2 separate regions of the Homo sapiens genome follow, and region 1 is linked to region 2. The links are chromatin loops, found by intact Hi-C in ENCODE. Cell type or tissue: lower leg skin. All regions are shown on one strand. Each heading gives the region's core, and the rest is flanking DNA. Links, peaks and the distances in the headings are about the cores only.

Region 1 (8,336 bases), core at 139-8,138, 660 kb before region 2:
GGATGGTCTCGATCTCCTGACTTTGTGATCCACCTGCCTTAGCCTCCCAAAGTGCTAGGATTACAAGTATGAGCCACCGCGCCCAGCCTCTTTGTCTCTTTTTATAAGGACACTAATCCCACTCACAAGGGCTCCACACTCATGACCTCATCCCCTCCCACAGGCCCCACTTCCTAATCGCATTATGGGGTTAGGATTTCAACATGGATTTTTGGGAGGACAAACATTCAGTCTGTGACATGACTCTACACTTTACATAACGTGTTCATGCCTGCTTTCTTATTTGGCTTTATCTGCATTTCACAGGTGAGAAACTTAAAGCCACCAAGGCCAGGAGGCTTGCCCAAGTGCACATGGCAGTGACTTACTCTTGGTAAAAGTTTCTGTCTTCACTTAAGGGTGAGGTGATCCAGAGCTGGCCCTCAGCTATACTGGACACTATGTGGCCTATGAAAGACCAGCTGGGAAGGGGAGGGAAGTCTTTATGTTGGGCTTCCAGAAATCCACCCAGGGAGGACTTGTGTGAAAGTGATTCACTGGGAAGTGTTCCAGGAAAGACCAGCAGGGACTAGAGAATTATCTACGTGAGAGACAGGCCTTGCTCTGTGGAAACGGAAGCCACGGTGGCTGCTGTTACGGGGCATATGGCCTTGTGTCCTGCTGAGACCCAAGACTCAAACAGAAGAGAGCAGATCGGTGGGCCAGGGCTGGCCCAAGCCCCCTTTATCCTGGGCTCCACTGTCCTCAGTTCATGGCTTCTTCCTATGTGGCGGTATGTGCACTGGCCATCATGCCTGCTTTCCCAGACAGCAGGAATGAGGGAGGGAGAGGAAAGGGGGCACTGCTCTTTATAAGGACACTTCTCTGAAGCTGTACATGATGCTTTGACTCTGGGTTTTTGGCCAGATCTAAGGTCGCAGGCAGCCACAGCCAGCAAAGGAAGCAAGGAAATGAGGGCTTTGTTCCCAGCAGCCTGTGTCTAGCTAGAAAATGTGGATTCTGTTAGTGAAGGAGGAAAAGAGAAGGATGAAGGGGCACAAGTTGCAGCCATTGTCACAGCCAGAGAATGCAAAAATTGGACTTGGCCAAGTTTGATTTCCCCATTTGCCCAGCAGCCCCACATCTGCCCAGAACTTTCTCTGTGGGGTCGATGTGGAGCCTATCTTCTAAAGGGGTGGGCGCAGCTGGACTCTAGGAGTTCTGGGTCCAGTGAGGCCCTATCCTGTGGAGTCAGTCTCCCCTCTAGGAGCAGCAAAGGTTGGTGGTGTAGACAGAGCTCCCTGGAAGCTTCTTGGGGGTGGGCAGCAGGGGGAGCTGTACTGGACTAAGCCCTCAGCTGGGAGCTTGGCTTTTGAATTCCTGGTTCACCTCTGGTTTGCCAGATGGCCTTGGGCAGGCCTCTTAACTTCTCACATTCCTCAGGCTCAGCCCCATCCTCTGTAAAATGAAGACGATATGGGGAATTCAAGGCCGGACATGGGCGAGACAGGAAGCTCCCAACTCATGCATAAAATTCAAGAGGGTACCAAAAAAAACCTCAGTAATGGAGATAAATAATCAAGATGAAGAAATCATGCAGCATTTTTTATTGTGGTAAAGTACACATAACATAAAATTAGCCATTGTAACCATTTTAAAGTGAACAGCTGAGTGGCAGTAAGTGCATTTCCATTCTGCAGCCATCACTACCACCCATCTTCCCAGCTCTTTCTCTCCCCCATTAAACAAAAACTCCGCATTCCCCCTCCTCCCCAGCAACCACCATTCTACTTTCTGTTGCTATGAATTTTACGACTTTAGGTATCTCATAGCAGTGGAATCATACAGGATTTGTCCAGCAGTGTTGTAGCCTGAGTCAGGACGTCCTTCCTTTTGAAGCTGCTTATTATTCCATTGTGTGGATAGACCACATTTTGTTGATCCTTTCATCTGATCATGGGCACTTAGGTTGCTGACACCTCTCGGCTATTGTGAATAACACTGCCAGGAACATAGGTGAACGTGTACCTGTTTGAGTACTCACTTTCATTGATGTAATATTTTGTAAAAAATCAAAATTTATGCAAAAAATCCACAATGAATAAAATATCATTTTTTTTAAAAAAGGGTATTGCTTTGTCACCCAGGCTACAGTGCAGTGGCACAAATGTGGCTCACTGTAGCCTCAACCTCCCAGGTTCAAGTGATTCTCCCGCCTCAGCCTCCCAAGTAGCTGGGACTACAAGTGTGTGCCACCACACCCAGCTAATTTTTGTATTTTTTTTTTTTTTGTAGAAATGTGATTTCATTATGTTGCTCAGGAAGGTCGTCTTGAACCCCTGGGCTCAAGTGATCTGCTGGCCTCAGCCTCGCAAAATGCTGGCATTACAGACGTAAGCCACTGTGCCTGGCCTCAAAATTTTAAATAAAGACAACATCAGTAACCGTGGTCACTGTACTGAGCCATATCAGAGCACAGGCAGTGGAAGATGGGCAGTGCTTGCTGTGCATGATCCTGTCATTACTCCCCTTTTGAGGCTGAGCCTGAGGTGGGCCATCTTCTCCTTACCCTCAGCCTGGCCCTCCCTCCAGAGATTGAAGTGAGCCTGCGCTGAGTATGCCAGGCCTGGGAGCCTCATCTTCCCCAGCCTCACTGGGCCGATTTAGAAACTAGGGCCACAGAGGAGGTTCAAGGTTGCACAGTGAAGCTGGGGTTCCCTCTCCCCTTGGATAGATCCATCTTCATTAGCCCATCAGATAACAGCACCTCCCAGGCAGCTGAACTGTGGAGACAGCCACTGTGTCTTCCTTCCCTTTGAGTTGCTTTGCCAAGTGACAAAGCAAGAGATGTGTGTCCCCACTCAGAGTTGGTTTGCAGAGATTGGTTTGGGGCCATTCTAATGAGACAGGTGATGATGCTCTCGTCAGTTACCCCTTAGGTGGCCTGGGGCTGTGTGCAGGGGCTCAAGTGTGGGGACACCTGCCTGTGAGCCTGAGCTCCAACCAGGAGGAAGATGCCTGCTTCTGAGCTCACAGCCCCAAAGAGTTGAAAACCAATTCAGTCCCCCAAAGAGAACTGCCTCCTTTAGTCATTGAACACTTGGTGCACTCCTACTGCGTGCCAGGCACTGAGTGGGGCGGGCAATGAGGGTTGATAAGGAGAGGAGTTGGCCGTGGTCCTGACTTTAAGAAGCGCGTGGCTCAATAAAAGTTTTGCCCATTCGTCAGGAATTGAGATGTCTGGGGAAATGTATACGGAGGGCAAACCAGGGGGTGGTGAGAAGCCAGCTTGGCTCATCCTTGGCTGGGGATGTGTGTGTGTGATATGTGAGTGGAGTGGGTGATAGGTGTTTGTGTAATGCATGTATATTAGTTTGTGCGCACATGTATGAGTGTGTTTGCATGTGTGAATGTGTGTGTGAGAATGTGCATGTGTCTGTGTGCGAGTGTGATTGTGTGTTCACATATGCCAGAATGTGCATGTGTGTGTGAGTGTAAATGTGTGTGGGCATGTGTATGAGTGTGAGTGTGCGCGTGCACGTGTGTGTGTCTGTGTGTGTGTAAACGTGCATGTGTGCATTGTGTGTGTGTGTGCGCCTGTGTGCATGTATGAGTATGCGCATTTGTGCTCTTGCATGTGTGCTTGTGTGTATGAGTGTGTGCGTTGGGAGGGGGGTGGGGTGCTGGCTGTGGAAGGGCCACCCTTGCCTTGGGCTACCCTAGAGGAGACACCGGCTCCGAGGCACGGACCTTGCCTGCTATCTTGAGACCGACCAGCAGATGGCGGAATTGCAACGGGAAAGTCCGGGACCTCTGGTGCTGGGGAGTCGGAGGAGGGAAGGAATGAGAGGGAGGAGGGAGAGCATCTGAATCTGTTGGAGCTGCCGTGACAAAATACCATAGACTTGGGGGCTTAAGCAACAGAAATTTATTTATCACAATTCTGGAGGCTAGGAGTCAAGATCAAGGTGCCGGTGAAGCAAGGCTTCCGTCTGAGTCCCCTTCTCTGGCGTGTGGGCGGCTGCTGCCTCGCTGTGGTCGTCCCTCCATGGGGAGGGACCCCTTTTCCTCTTCTCATAAGGACCCCAGTCCCATCGGTTCAGGGCCCCATCTTTACAACCTCATTTAACCTCAGTTACCTCCTAAAGACCCTGTCTCCAAACACAGTCACATTGGGGGTTAGGAATGCATTTGCAGGGAATTCAAACATTCAGTCAATAGCATGGAGAGAGGAGAAAGAGACAGGGAGAGAGAGGGAGAGGGGAAGGAGAGGGAAGAGAAGATGGGGCAGACCCCGTGGCACTGGTGCAGGTCCGGACGGCTGGTGTGGGCAGCCTGGCCGTGACTCCATTGCGACGCTGAGAAGCTCCTTTTCACTTTGGGTAGCTCATCCTCACCTCTAAAGGAGGTGAGGGCCCACCTGCACCTTTTGAAGTAGCAACAAACTTGCAGACAGCAGCTCTCCAGTGCCTCCCTGCTTTTACACTGAGTGACGCAGCAGCCCGGGAGGGGCACTGCCACTGTCTCCACCTGCAGACAAGGTCAGGGAAGTGAACTGGCTGCCCACAGCCCCACAGCTTCGTGTGGTCTAAGCAGTAGGGAGGGAGCTCTGAGGGGGTGGAAGATACAATACAGACCTGAAGGAAACTCAGAACTCCTTGGCACAGCCCATGTTGACAAGCTGGGCCCCCACTGGGGGTCCTTCCTGAAGCCTCCCCAAAACCTCTGAGAAAGGGCCGGCTTGATGGGTGTCCCTTGCAGTGAGCACAGGTCCTGGAAGCTGGCCCGGAGACGGAGCGTGCAAGAAAGCACTCCCTGGACACACGGTTACCCGACAAAGTTGCCTGAGTTGGGGGCCTCTGTCCAGCCTGGGCGTGCTGGATGGAGAAGCCCATCCAGCTCTTGGCTCTCACTGTCGGGTGTGCAGGGCCGAATGCAGGGAGGAGAATCTACTCCTCCTCTCTCAGAGACCCACGAGGGACGCCTAAATCTAATAAGTTAATCTAGACTCCTAGAAACAAGATTAAATTTTCAAATAAAGGCAGGCTCTGACAGCTAAGGCATAAATCTTTTATTTAAAATAGAGACTAAACCCATTCAAATGCGATCAGCGATGACAGATGCAGATAGAAACAAGCTCTGATGGGATGGTTGAGGTGTGGGTTTGTCTGCTCCTGGTGACAGATCGCCAAGGGTGACCTTAAGGACAGTGTATAATTGTCAGCAAACAGTGGTGCCTCTGCATCCATTTCCATGTGGCTTGCTGGCCCAAGGTGGTGCCAGGGGCAAGGATGTCCTGAGGAAAGTGCCCATGCAGGTGGAAAGGAGCTGCCTTGGATGTCTTGGTCCCACTCCTGCCAGGTCAGCTGCCACAAGAGGGCAGGGGAGAGGGGCTCGCCACGTTTGGAGGTGCCTGGAGCACCAGCAAAGGAGCTGGAGATGTGGGGAGCTGTCAGGAACAGGTCGGATGTGGTTAAGGCAATAGGAGCCACGTGGCAGCATTTCCTGGAGCCTCCAGGGCAGAGGGTAAACTCTGCCTGGACCAAACCCAGCTGGGCCATCTACTGCCTTGGCTCTTTATGGTGGACGCTTCCAAGTGCCAGACATTGTGTTCCCTGCATGATCTCATTCAATCCTCACATCAAGCCCTTTTTACAGATGGCGGGCTGGGGCTCAGAAGGGTTAAGTGCCATGCCCAGAGGTGCATAGCCAGTTAGCGACAGAGCTGAGACGCAGCACCAGGCTGCTGGTTCCAGTGTGCACGCTCCTCCCTCTGACACTCTAGGGCTCCCAGGCACCAAGAGACACCAGCAGCTGCATTTGTTCTAACTCAGGCTGAGCGATTTCTCCTAAATATCGCCCCCTTTTGGAAGTGTTCAGATGCTTGCTGCCAGAATGCTTCACAAGGGCACAAACTCGAAGACACCACCATGAACATACATCCCGTGAGGACGAGGGTTCCCCAAAGGATAGTCTATGAATCTGCATTCAGGAAACATGTAATAACAAATGAAACTCCCACAGAAACAATGCTTTTATTAGGTAAATCTGGGAAACTTTGCCTACTCTAGCCCCTTCTGAGAAGTCCTGCAGAAAAAAGAATCCCATCAAACCTTATTTAGTCCAGCATTTCCCCAACTAATTTGAACATGAATATGTTTTGTTTCCCTTGCTGGGCATCATATCATGTCAACCTGTATTCCAAGGAGCACACTTGGGAAAACATTGATATGAGACTTTCATCTCAAGTTGGTCTGTAGCTTCCTGCTTCTCCAGAATGTGTATTTTGGTACATGACATTTCACCTTAAAACCTTGAAGCTATTTACAGATGCCCATAGGAGTCAAAATTGATGTTGGTCGTTTTCAGTCTCTTTAGAATAAAGTCTCCCTGAGTAATTTGATGAAAGTTGTAGATTTTTTCCTGTGGGGAAAGGAGAGGCACTCACATTCATATACACAGACTGATGAATTCAGATTCAGGGGTTCCTCGGTTACCCTGAGGTCATGAACCCCTGTTTTAAGTCACTGTCAGCTAATATCCTTGGCGTCATTGGCAGCCAAGCACTGGGCCCTGCTGGGGTGAGCCTGTGGGAGCAGGGCCACTGAGAGGGTCTGAGTAAACGGGTCAAATCCACTCCTAGCCTTCTGACAAAGGAAAGCAGGAGATTCATGCCAATCACACATGTTCAGTGGACTGGCACCTTCCAGCTGCCCACGGTGTGGGCCAGGGTGCTTTGAGCAGGTTAGTGAGCAGAGACCCCCCCTGAAGGTCTGAAAGACTATCCCACACCTTGTGGGGACCTCAGGGCTCCCATGCCTCTCTGAGCCCCCCACAGTCTAGTGCCTAAGAATTCTGCTGCTGATGCTGGTCCAGCACCCATTCCCTGCCCCCTTTCTTCTAGGAAAGGCACCCCAGCTGTCCTTGGGGCACCACCATGCCCCAGACCTAGCTTGTGTAGATTGTATGGACTGGACCTCATATCAGACTCATGGGTGGGCTCGTGAATCAGGCTTGGATAATCAGAGAATACCACGTTTTTGGTCACAGTGGTTGGTTCAGGGATAAGAATGGGACCAAGCCAAGACAATTAGTGCCAAAAAATACCTTGTGGGATTTTACTGAGAAAGAGAAGTTCTCCTGGGGCTGTTGATAAAAAGATGTATCTGGAGCTTCTGGTGGCCACTTTGACCCATGAAGGGAGCCACCTGGGATGGTCAGAGATGGGAGGAGAGGGTGGGTATCCCAATGAGACTGTTGGAGTCTGCATCCAGCTGTGCCTGACAGTGTATCTAGATCCTGGTGCACTTATAGGAATCAATACATTTCCTTTCTTGCTTAAGACCGTGTGAGCTAGACTTCTGTCACTTGCAGCTGAAACAATCCTAATGCCCCTGTGTCAAAAACACATTCCCAGGCCTGTGAAGGTAGCTGAATTAGAATCTCCAGTAATATGACATATACCTGTATCTGTATCTTTCTGGGGAATCTCATGATCTAACAGCTCTTGCTTGAAAAAAATTTCCTCTGACGTTCTACCATGGAGTGTGCAAGAAGCCCAGTTGGGAAATCCAAGATTATCCACATGTAAAGATGGCTCAGGCTGAATGCTTCGGCAAGTCTAGGAGTCAAGGTATTTTACATGATTTGTCTTTAATCTATTCCTGCTCTTAAACTCTCAGATGGGAATCACACTTTCTGATTGTGGCAATTTCTCAGCTTTGGAGAGGAGGGAGACAGAGTTCTGTGGTTCTGTGTTCAGTAAGACCCATTTCCTCATCTTTCTGCACTCCCAGTCCTCCACGTATGAGCCAAAGTGATGTGTGCCAATTTCAGGCTTGGCTCATACAAATCTCCCTGGGTTTATTTATTCATGATTTTTTCCTCTGTCTTGACACAGATAAATACAGTGACCTTAGAAGCCACTTCAGAGGTGGCAGAGCAACAAGGAGCAAGGGGCCTGGGCACCAGAGTGTGCCTCAAGACAAGTGCCAGTCAGGCCTTTTGACAGGCAGCAATCCCTGTCTGGGGCTTTACACAAGTCAGAAAAAATGTCTATTGTGTTAAACCGCTGATTTTGGGGTTTGTCTGTGATAGTCGTCTCCTTAACAGTGAATTTTTATAAATTCCAGATAACTTTCCCACCTATTGATTCATCTGAGCCTTTTATGAACTCTGGGTGGCAGTCTGGGAGTGGCACTTTACAGATGACAGTGCTTGTCCTGTTTACGTCCTTGGTGGGAGGCTAGAAAATGGTTCTAAACAGAACGCAATTTGATACACATGTAAAGAGATGTCCATGATGTGTCCTTCCTTAGCTCTGACTTCCCTCTCATCATTCAGGCACTTTGGTGGAT
Region 2 (8,336 bases), core at 290-8,289:
ACAGCCTGAAGAACTATGGGGCAAGTAAACATGCCTTTATAGCAACACAAATGGACTAAGACATTAGACTTTCTCAATGAAGGAAGCAGTGCATTAATGTACACTCTGGTGCAAGCTCCTTACCTTCTCATAGACTGGTACTTTGAATAGCCCTGTATATTATCCTTCTGTCTATTGCTAGAACACATTGGGTCTATTCCTACCAGACATCTCTGTCCTTGCTGTTCCTGCTGCCTGACATTGTTTTTCCTGGCTTCTTCCCAGCCTTCACATGGCTTATATGGTCCCACCTCAGGAAGACCTTCCTGACTCCCTATATAAAATATCCACTAACCCATTACCCATATTACAACACCCTACTTATGTTCTTCAAGGTGATAATCATGATGTATATTTATTCTGTATTTGTTGGTTGACATATTGTCCATCTCCTCCACTTGAATGCATGTTCCATAGGGGCAGGAAGTTGGCCTGGCTCCTTTGCCCATTATATCACAGCACCAAGCACAGAGTTGGTGCCCAAAAAATGCTGAATTAATGATTGAAAAAATGTGCAGCCAACATACATTCCAAGTTCATTATGTGATGTCCTTCTCCCATCAGAACATGCTTAGTGCTGACATGCCCTCCAATTGATGTCAAACAAAAACACAATTCCCCAAGCTCACCATTGTTCTCCCATGATATGCCCGAAATTGTGGCTGACCCCTGGTAACGTCCACAACTTCATAACAGTGCTTCAGCATCCAATCTCCCAAGCCCAAGTCTCCTCCATCCCTGAAATTGGGTACCAATTTATTTGGAGGCATCCATCTGAGTAGGTATAAGCACTGGCTTGGGAATTAGATGTACATAGCTTCAAACCACAGCCCTGCCACTAGCTGTGTGGCCTTGGGTAGGTGACTTCACCTCTGTGAACCTCAATGTACTCATCAAGGTTGTTGTAAGAATTAAATTATATATATTTGACCTAACTATCCCATTACTGGGTATATACCCAAATGAATGTAAATCATTCTATTACAAAGATACATGCACACATATATTCATTGCAGCACTATTCATAATAGCAAAGACATGGAATCAACCCAAATGCCCATCAATTATAGACTAGATAAAGAAAATGTGGTACATATACACTATGGAATACTATGCAGCCATAGAAAGGAAGGAGATCATGTCCTTTCCAGGGACATGGATGAAGCTGGAAGCCATTATCCTCAGCAAACTAACACAGGAACAAAAAACCAAACACCACATGTTCTCATTTATAAGTGGGAGCTGAACAATGAGAACACATGGTCACGGGGAGGGGAATAACACACACTGGGGCCTGTTGGGGGGTGAAGTGAGGGGAGGGAGAGCATTAGGAAAAATAGCTAATGCATGCTGGGCTTAATACCTAGGTGATGGGTAGATAGGTGCAGCAAACCACCATAGCACACATTTACCTATGTAGCAAACCTGCACATCCTGCACATATACCCAGAAACTTAAAATTAAAATTAAAATTAATTTTTAAAAATGAATTAAATTTGACAACTCGTATAAAGCAAGATTTCTCAAACCGGGCATTATTGACATTTTGAGCTTATTTTTTGTTGGGGTCACAGGTAGCAGACTGTCCTATCCACTGTAGAATATTTAGCAGAATTCTGGGCCTCCACCTATTAGATGTCAATAGAACACCCTCCACATGCCATGTGAGAACCAAAAATGTCTGCATTTTTGTGAGAAACAAAAATGTCATATCTCCCCTGGGAGACAAAATCACTGAGAGTTAATAACCACTAGTAGTAAGTCTTTAACACAGGGCCTGGCAAGTTATTAAACTGCTATATACCTCAGTTTCCTTATCTGTAAAACAGGCATAATCAACTCATAGTTTGGTGAGAATATTAACCGACATAATATGTGTAAAGGGCTTAGCAGAATACCTTGCATATTACAAGTGCTTTTTTCAAAAAGCTATTTTTGTCATTAAAACTTAATGACCATTTGCAATTATTGCTATTTGTATTAGAGCCCTCCTTTAATCACTATTCTGAGTTTAATCCAATCACTCACCTAGTTTTCCCAGAGGACCTTACTATTCATACTGCATACCCAGTGCTAGAGCCCTTTTCCTAATCCCTAGCTACCTTGTGGCCTCCCAAATATCAAAATAAAAGCTCACCTTCCAAACTCAGTGTGGCTGGCTGTGTTGAGCACATCGTGGCCACATTCCACTGACCCTTGGAACATTTGGTTATTTCACCCGAGCCACCTAGAGCTGACAACCCCAGCTGGGTCAGAATATTAATAGTTGGTGATGGAGCTTTCAGAATACTGTGATTTGCCTGTCCTGTTGAACCTTCTCATTTGTAAGGCCTACATTGGGTGTCTTAGTCAGCTGTGGTCAAAATACTTTAAAGATATTGCAGTAAATGAGGTCAATGAAGCATTCGAGGATGCTGAGCTCTCCTTTACATTTTCCTAGGGGCCCAAAAATGAGATGTTTGCTCCCAATACGTCAAGAGAGACAGTGGTCAGTCATAAGAGTCACCAGTGAAAAAATGGTGGCCCCCTATCCTTGGAGATCTTTAAAAAGAACTGGGAAATCTATAGATCACCTTAGGTAGTATGGACATTTTAACAATACTGATTCTTCAATCCATGAACATGGAATATCTTTCAATTTTATAGTGTCCTCTTCAACAAAAATACAGTTAGAACAGTGTTCTGTAGCACAATAGGAGGGTTATAGTAAACAATAACTTACTGTAAATTTCAAAATAACTAAAAGAGCGGAATTGGGATATTCCTAACACAAAAAAAATGCTTGAGATGATGAATATCCCAATTGTTATGATTTATTATACATTATATGTTTGTATCAAGAATCACACATACCCCCTTAAATATATACTACTAATATACATCCATAATAAATAAAAATAAAATTTTTTTTTAAAAAATGGCTGGGTGTGGTGACTCAAGCCTGTAATACCAGCATTTTGGGAGGCAGATCATGAGGTCAAGAGATCGAGAACATCCTGGCCAACATGGTGAAACCCCATCTCTACTAAAAATAAAAAATTAACTGGGTGTGCTGACATGTGCCTCTAGTCCCAGCTACTAGGCAGGCTGAGGCAGGAGAATCGCTTAAACAAGGGAGGCAGAGGTTGCAAGTGAGCCAAGATCACACCACTGCACTCCAGCCTGGTGACAGAGCAAGACTTTGTCTCAAAAAATAAATAAATAAATAAATAATTTATCAGTGTTAGATTTCCATGTGCTAGGAGGAAGAGCTGGTACCACTGATTTCTGCAGGTCTTTCCCAATTCCAGATTTCTAAAGCAGCTTCTCCCAACCACCTTGCTTCCCCCTAGCCTCTGTGTTTGAGTAAAAGCACACTTCTAGTTATGCACCCTGCTCTGACACCCAGCCCATCTGCTACCTGGCCCATGCCTCAGATAATCCTTCTACCAAGTTGAATCCTCCCACCATGAGTAACTGCTACTATAGGAATTATATAGGAAGCACATACTTCTCAAATATGAGAAGATAGGAGCATAAGAATTACATACTTCTCAAAAATCAAGTTCCACGTTTGTTTTATACTATTTATTTTAATTTTTTCAGAGACAAGTTTTCACTGTGTCTCCCAGGCTGGTGTACAGTGGCACAATCATAGCTCACTGCAGCCTTGAACTCCTGGACTCAAGCAATCCGTCTGCCTTAGCCTCCGAAGTAGTTAGGACTATAGGCATATGCCACCATGCTCGGCTAATTTTTTTATTTTATAGAGATGGGGGTCTCCCTATGTTGCCCAGACTGGCCACAAGCGATCCTCCTGCCTTGGCCTCCCAAAGTGTTGGTATTAGAGGTGTGAGTCACCACCTCCAGCCTCCAGATTCATTTATTCAACCAAGCACATCTCCTAAGTGCTTAGGCTGTGTCTGGTGCCTTGCAGGCAACAGGGATCCCATGATTAACCTTCATCAATCTTGCCCCTCAAAGATTTCACGATCTGGTAGATTTAAAAGTTTCAGTTTACATGCCAGTTTATGTGAGTATGAGTCTACATATGTGTTTTTATTTTAATTATTCTTGGTGGAAACATTTCTAAGATTATTATAGAGGTCACCTCTTTTAAACAGAGCAGGCAGCTTAGCACAGTCTACCCTTTGCCTGGAGTTCCAAGGCTGTGATTGAGACTCCCAAATCTGCATGACCCTGTGAGGCAGAGCAACCCTCTACAGTCCTTATTGTGATTTTTGTCATATTCATATTGTTCCTGTCCCATCACCATCCTCTGCCACCCACCAGCAGCAAGATTCTTCCTGCTCTTAAGAGTCCACCATATTCAATAAGCGTTTGTAATACAGCAACAGCTTGAAAGTAATTCTTCCCCACCCTTCTGGCTCTCCAGACATGTCCAGGACACCTTCCTCCATTCATGAGCTCTTGAAAATGGGCACTATTATTATGCCCATTTTACAGATGAGGAAATTGAGTCTCAGATAGGTTAAGTTACTTGCCCTGAAGTCACAGTAGCAGAGCTGGAACTTATATCCAAACTGACTGACTCCCAAGATCAAATTCCTATTCACTCCACTATACTATTAGGAGTTTGTCACTTGTAGATGGGGGATGATCAGAGAGCTGCTTGACTCTATCCAAATCTGGACAGTTACAGGTTTTAAAACAGTCACAACTGGATAACCTACAGGTATTTTCTGAACACCTAGTGCTGTCAGAGATATGAAATAGCATGTCAAGGCCTTGAGAAGCTCATAGTCTAGTTGGGAATGTGGGCAGGAGACAGCAAGGGTACATCACCACCCAACCCATAGGAAGGTGCCAAAGAGTTCAGGATGGATGGCTCAGCATGGCTGGAAAACCTCTATTCAAAGTTCTGCTGTCCATGAAGGGTCCTGAATCAGAACCACCTGAATGAGGAGTGGGAAGTAATGAGTCACTTGTCATAAGGCTGTTCTAGCAGGGACAGGGGGTCAGAGGTGCTGAGCCATGCAGTGACAGGATATGTGGCTTCGACCATTCTTGCAGTTATTCAATAAATACTGAATGGAATACTCTGTACATGCAAGGCACTGTTCTCAGCACATTGAAGAAGACAGACAATGTCACTGCCCTCACAGAGCTTGTATTCTAGTGGGGGAGGCCTTACACAATTAAATAAACCAGACAATAAGAGGCAGTGAGAAGCAAATGGGAAAGGAGCTACTGCCGATTGGGAGGGGTAGAGGAATAGTCTTTCCAAAGAGGTGACATCTGAGTTAGGACATAAAAGGATGAGGAAGAGCCATGTAAAAGGAAGAGTGTGCCAAGCACATAGAAGAGTGTGTGAGAAGGTTCAGAGGTCCTTGTAAGGCTGATGTGGATGAAAGCTACCTTCCACCCACCAGGCTTTGCAGGTGGAGCTGTCCATGAAAAAGAAACACTGAAAAGAGAACTCAATTGAGAGTAATTAGGTAACTGTCTCCATGTGGCTTTGGGGTTAGGAGCTGAGAAGGGAAGAAAAATGGAAGGAAAGGGAAGCTCCAAATAGCCTGCTACAACCAAATGATTCTGAATATCTGATAATAAATATTCATATAATAATTGATGATGGTGATGATGATAAAAATGCTAAAAAGATCAGGCTGTCAGAGGGCAATGCTGCCCTTGGCAAAGATATGTGGCCTTTCTCAGACTCAAATAAAGGGCAAAGGATAGCACATCTCCTTCATTCTCTTTCTCCTGCCTGTGACATGCCTGAGAATCCCAGAGGTCATTCTCACTGCCCACAGGCATTCCTACTGGATCCCAAGTCCCTGCTGGGATCATAGCCATTATGATGCTCACAGGCTTCCCTGCCTCTAGAGATGGGTGCTGCAGTTGAGCCCTTGTGGCTAGTGGATGACACACCTGCTTCCCCCCACCACCACCCTGACTATGAGCATCTTGAGAACAGGACCAGGTCTTAGCCTTCGCTGTGGCCCCAGCACCTCCCCCGGGGCCTGGTGCATAGTAGATGTTCAGTAAGTATTGGCTGGAGAGAGAGAGGGAGGAGAAGATGGAGGAATTGAGAAATGGAGGAATAGAGGGATAGGGAAATACATCAATCACCTGTCTCCAGTCAAGGACAGGCATTTAGCAGCTGTTCAGAAAATAACTGATTGATTTTAATAGGCAAATGATAGGTCTTAATAAAATTCTCATTGTTGCTGAGCACAGTTGGGCTAGATTTTGAATAACAGTTTCTGTAAGACATTGATTCAGAATACCCCAGACCCCGGACCACCTCCTCTGACATTTTTATCAAATCAAAGGACATTGTGCTATATAGTGCAAAAAGCACACAGCCTAGAACTCTGCCACTTATCTGGTTTGTGATCGTGGGTATATTTCCTTAAGCCTCTGTTTCCTCTTATTAAAGAGTAGGGGAATGCAGAGAATTGCAGTAGGAATAAAAGGAATACTTTTTTGAAAGCAATTTGGGGTGTTTGTTTATTTTGTTTGTTTTTTTTCAAATCAAAATGAATGTATTGAGTACCTGCTGTATGTTCTTTCTGAGTGCTGGAAAGAAAGATAAAAGACAGTCCCTGGCCCAGAGGACCCCACAGTCTAGCAGTGAAGACAGACCCAGGAATGGGGATGTGATGGTTAATTTTATGTGGCAACTTGCCTGGACCACAGCACCCAGATATTTGATGAAGCATTATTCTGGATATTCCTGCGATGGTGTTTGGGATAAGATTAACATTTAAATCAGTGGACTCTGAGTGAAGCAGACAGCCATGTGGGTGGGCTTCATCCACTCCGTTGAAGTCCTGAATAGAACAAAGACGGACTTCCGCTACATAAGAAGGAATTCTGCCAGCAGACAGCCTTTGGACTCAAATTGAAACTCTTCCCTGCTTCCCTGGGTCTCCAGCCTACCCATCAGATTTTAAGCTCACCAAGTTTCCACAGTCACATGAGTCAATTCTTTCAAGTAAACCTTTCTGTATACACACATCTTGTTTCTGTTTCTCTGGAGAACCCTGACTAACACAGAGGACAATAACACAATAGTGAGTTGGATGCTCTAAGAAGGATCCTTAAGAATCCAGTGTCACGGAAAACCAAGGAGCAGTGATTAGCTCCATCTAGAAGGGTGTAAAGGAAGGCTTAGGATACTGGAGCTGGGACCTGAAGGCCAAGTTCATATTAAAAGATGAGAAAAGGGTCAGGCGTGGTGGTTCACACCTGTAATCCCAGCACATTGGGAGGCCAAGGAGGGCGGATCACCTGGGGTCAGAAGTTCAAGACCAGCCTGGGGAACATAGTGAAATCTGGTCTCCACAAAAAAAAAAAAAAATAGCCAGGCATGGTGGCACATGCCTGTAATCCCAGCTACTTGGGAGGCTGAGGCAGGAGAATCATTTGAACCCGGGAGATAGAGGTCGGAGTGAGCCAAGATTGTGCCACTGCACTCCAGCCTGGGCGACAAGAGCAAGACTCCATTTCAATATATATATATGAAAAGATCTTCCAAGCATCATTCAACAGGATCATGCTCACTCCCTCCATTTCCTTAGTAGTTATATGAACTTTAATCAGATTCTCTTTCTCTTGAAAATTCTCTTCTCCAGGCTGTTCCAGCCTATTTTCTCGTTTGAGGACCTAGCTGTGTGACCTAGACAAATCCCCTAATGTCTGTGAGCCTCAGTTTACTCCTTGTTAAATGCCTATTCATGGAGTCCCGGAAGGCACTTTGCACATTTCCTATTCTGTATTGCACCTTATAATTCTGTATTATTTTTACAGTGTTCAGCAGGTTCATACCCTACGGAACATCAATGAGTTTCTTCTGACCTCTATCCAAGGAAGTAGGGAAACAGGTTTACCTTATAGCATGCACTATATAAATTAGCTGCAAAGAAAGACAAATATTTAACAAATTTAAATAATCAAATAATACTATATAAGATTGTGAACTCTTATATCCTAGAGTTTCATTACAAATGGAGACACTCCTGGGACTCTAGTGGCAAGGGGCAGGAGGAAAGAAGAGTTGGCATCTTGTGTTCCTCCAAGGACACAGTTGGATGCAGAGCCTCAATGTCTGAACCTGAAATTGGCCTCAGAGGGAGGACAGTTAGGCAGGCTGTTCTCTGAGATGGGAAAAGCATTAACTATGGAAGAATGGGGAGTCCTCTGCCCCACTCTCCCCACTATGCAAAAAAGCAAGAATTCATGAAGATGGCATCTGCTTGGCCACAGACCAGAATCATCCTGGGATACCTGGATGAGACAACCCTGCAGAAAGCCCCATGCAGTCATTACATCTGTAGAGCCCCATCACA

The links. A loop is a pair of places that touch in the nucleus more often than their neighbours do. Peaks named below come from ENCODE experiments on the same cell type or tissue, not always from the same donor. Only the 100,000 strongest peaks of a DNase experiment are listed, where the experiment ranks them.
Region 1: it touches region 2 in a loop (5-fold over the local background); 97 of 110 quality-filtered maps call a loop at or near these places.

Annotation. Positions count from the first base shown.
Region 1 is chr16:49,346,106-49,354,441 of GRCh38, reverse strand. It overlaps LOC124903689 (a long non-coding RNA gene), which reads right to left. Exons shown (of 2, transcript XR_007065068.1): 2 at 3,885-8,336. Among named protein-coding and RNA genes, the nearest start is that of C16orf78, 24 kb to the left of the region's middle. RefSeq lists a silencer at 8,310-8,336. In lower leg skin, for the core only: no CTCF peak of the experiment used is centred there; DNase peaks (open chromatin) are centred at 3,751 and 5,371.
Region 2 is chr16:48,689,034-48,697,369 of GRCh38, reverse strand. The region is part of intron 1 of LOC105371240 (a long non-coding RNA gene); the gene reads right to left. Among named protein-coding and RNA genes, the nearest start is that of N4BP1, 83 kb to the right of the region's middle. In lower leg skin, for the core only: no CTCF peak of the experiment used is centred there; no DNase peak of the experiment used is centred there.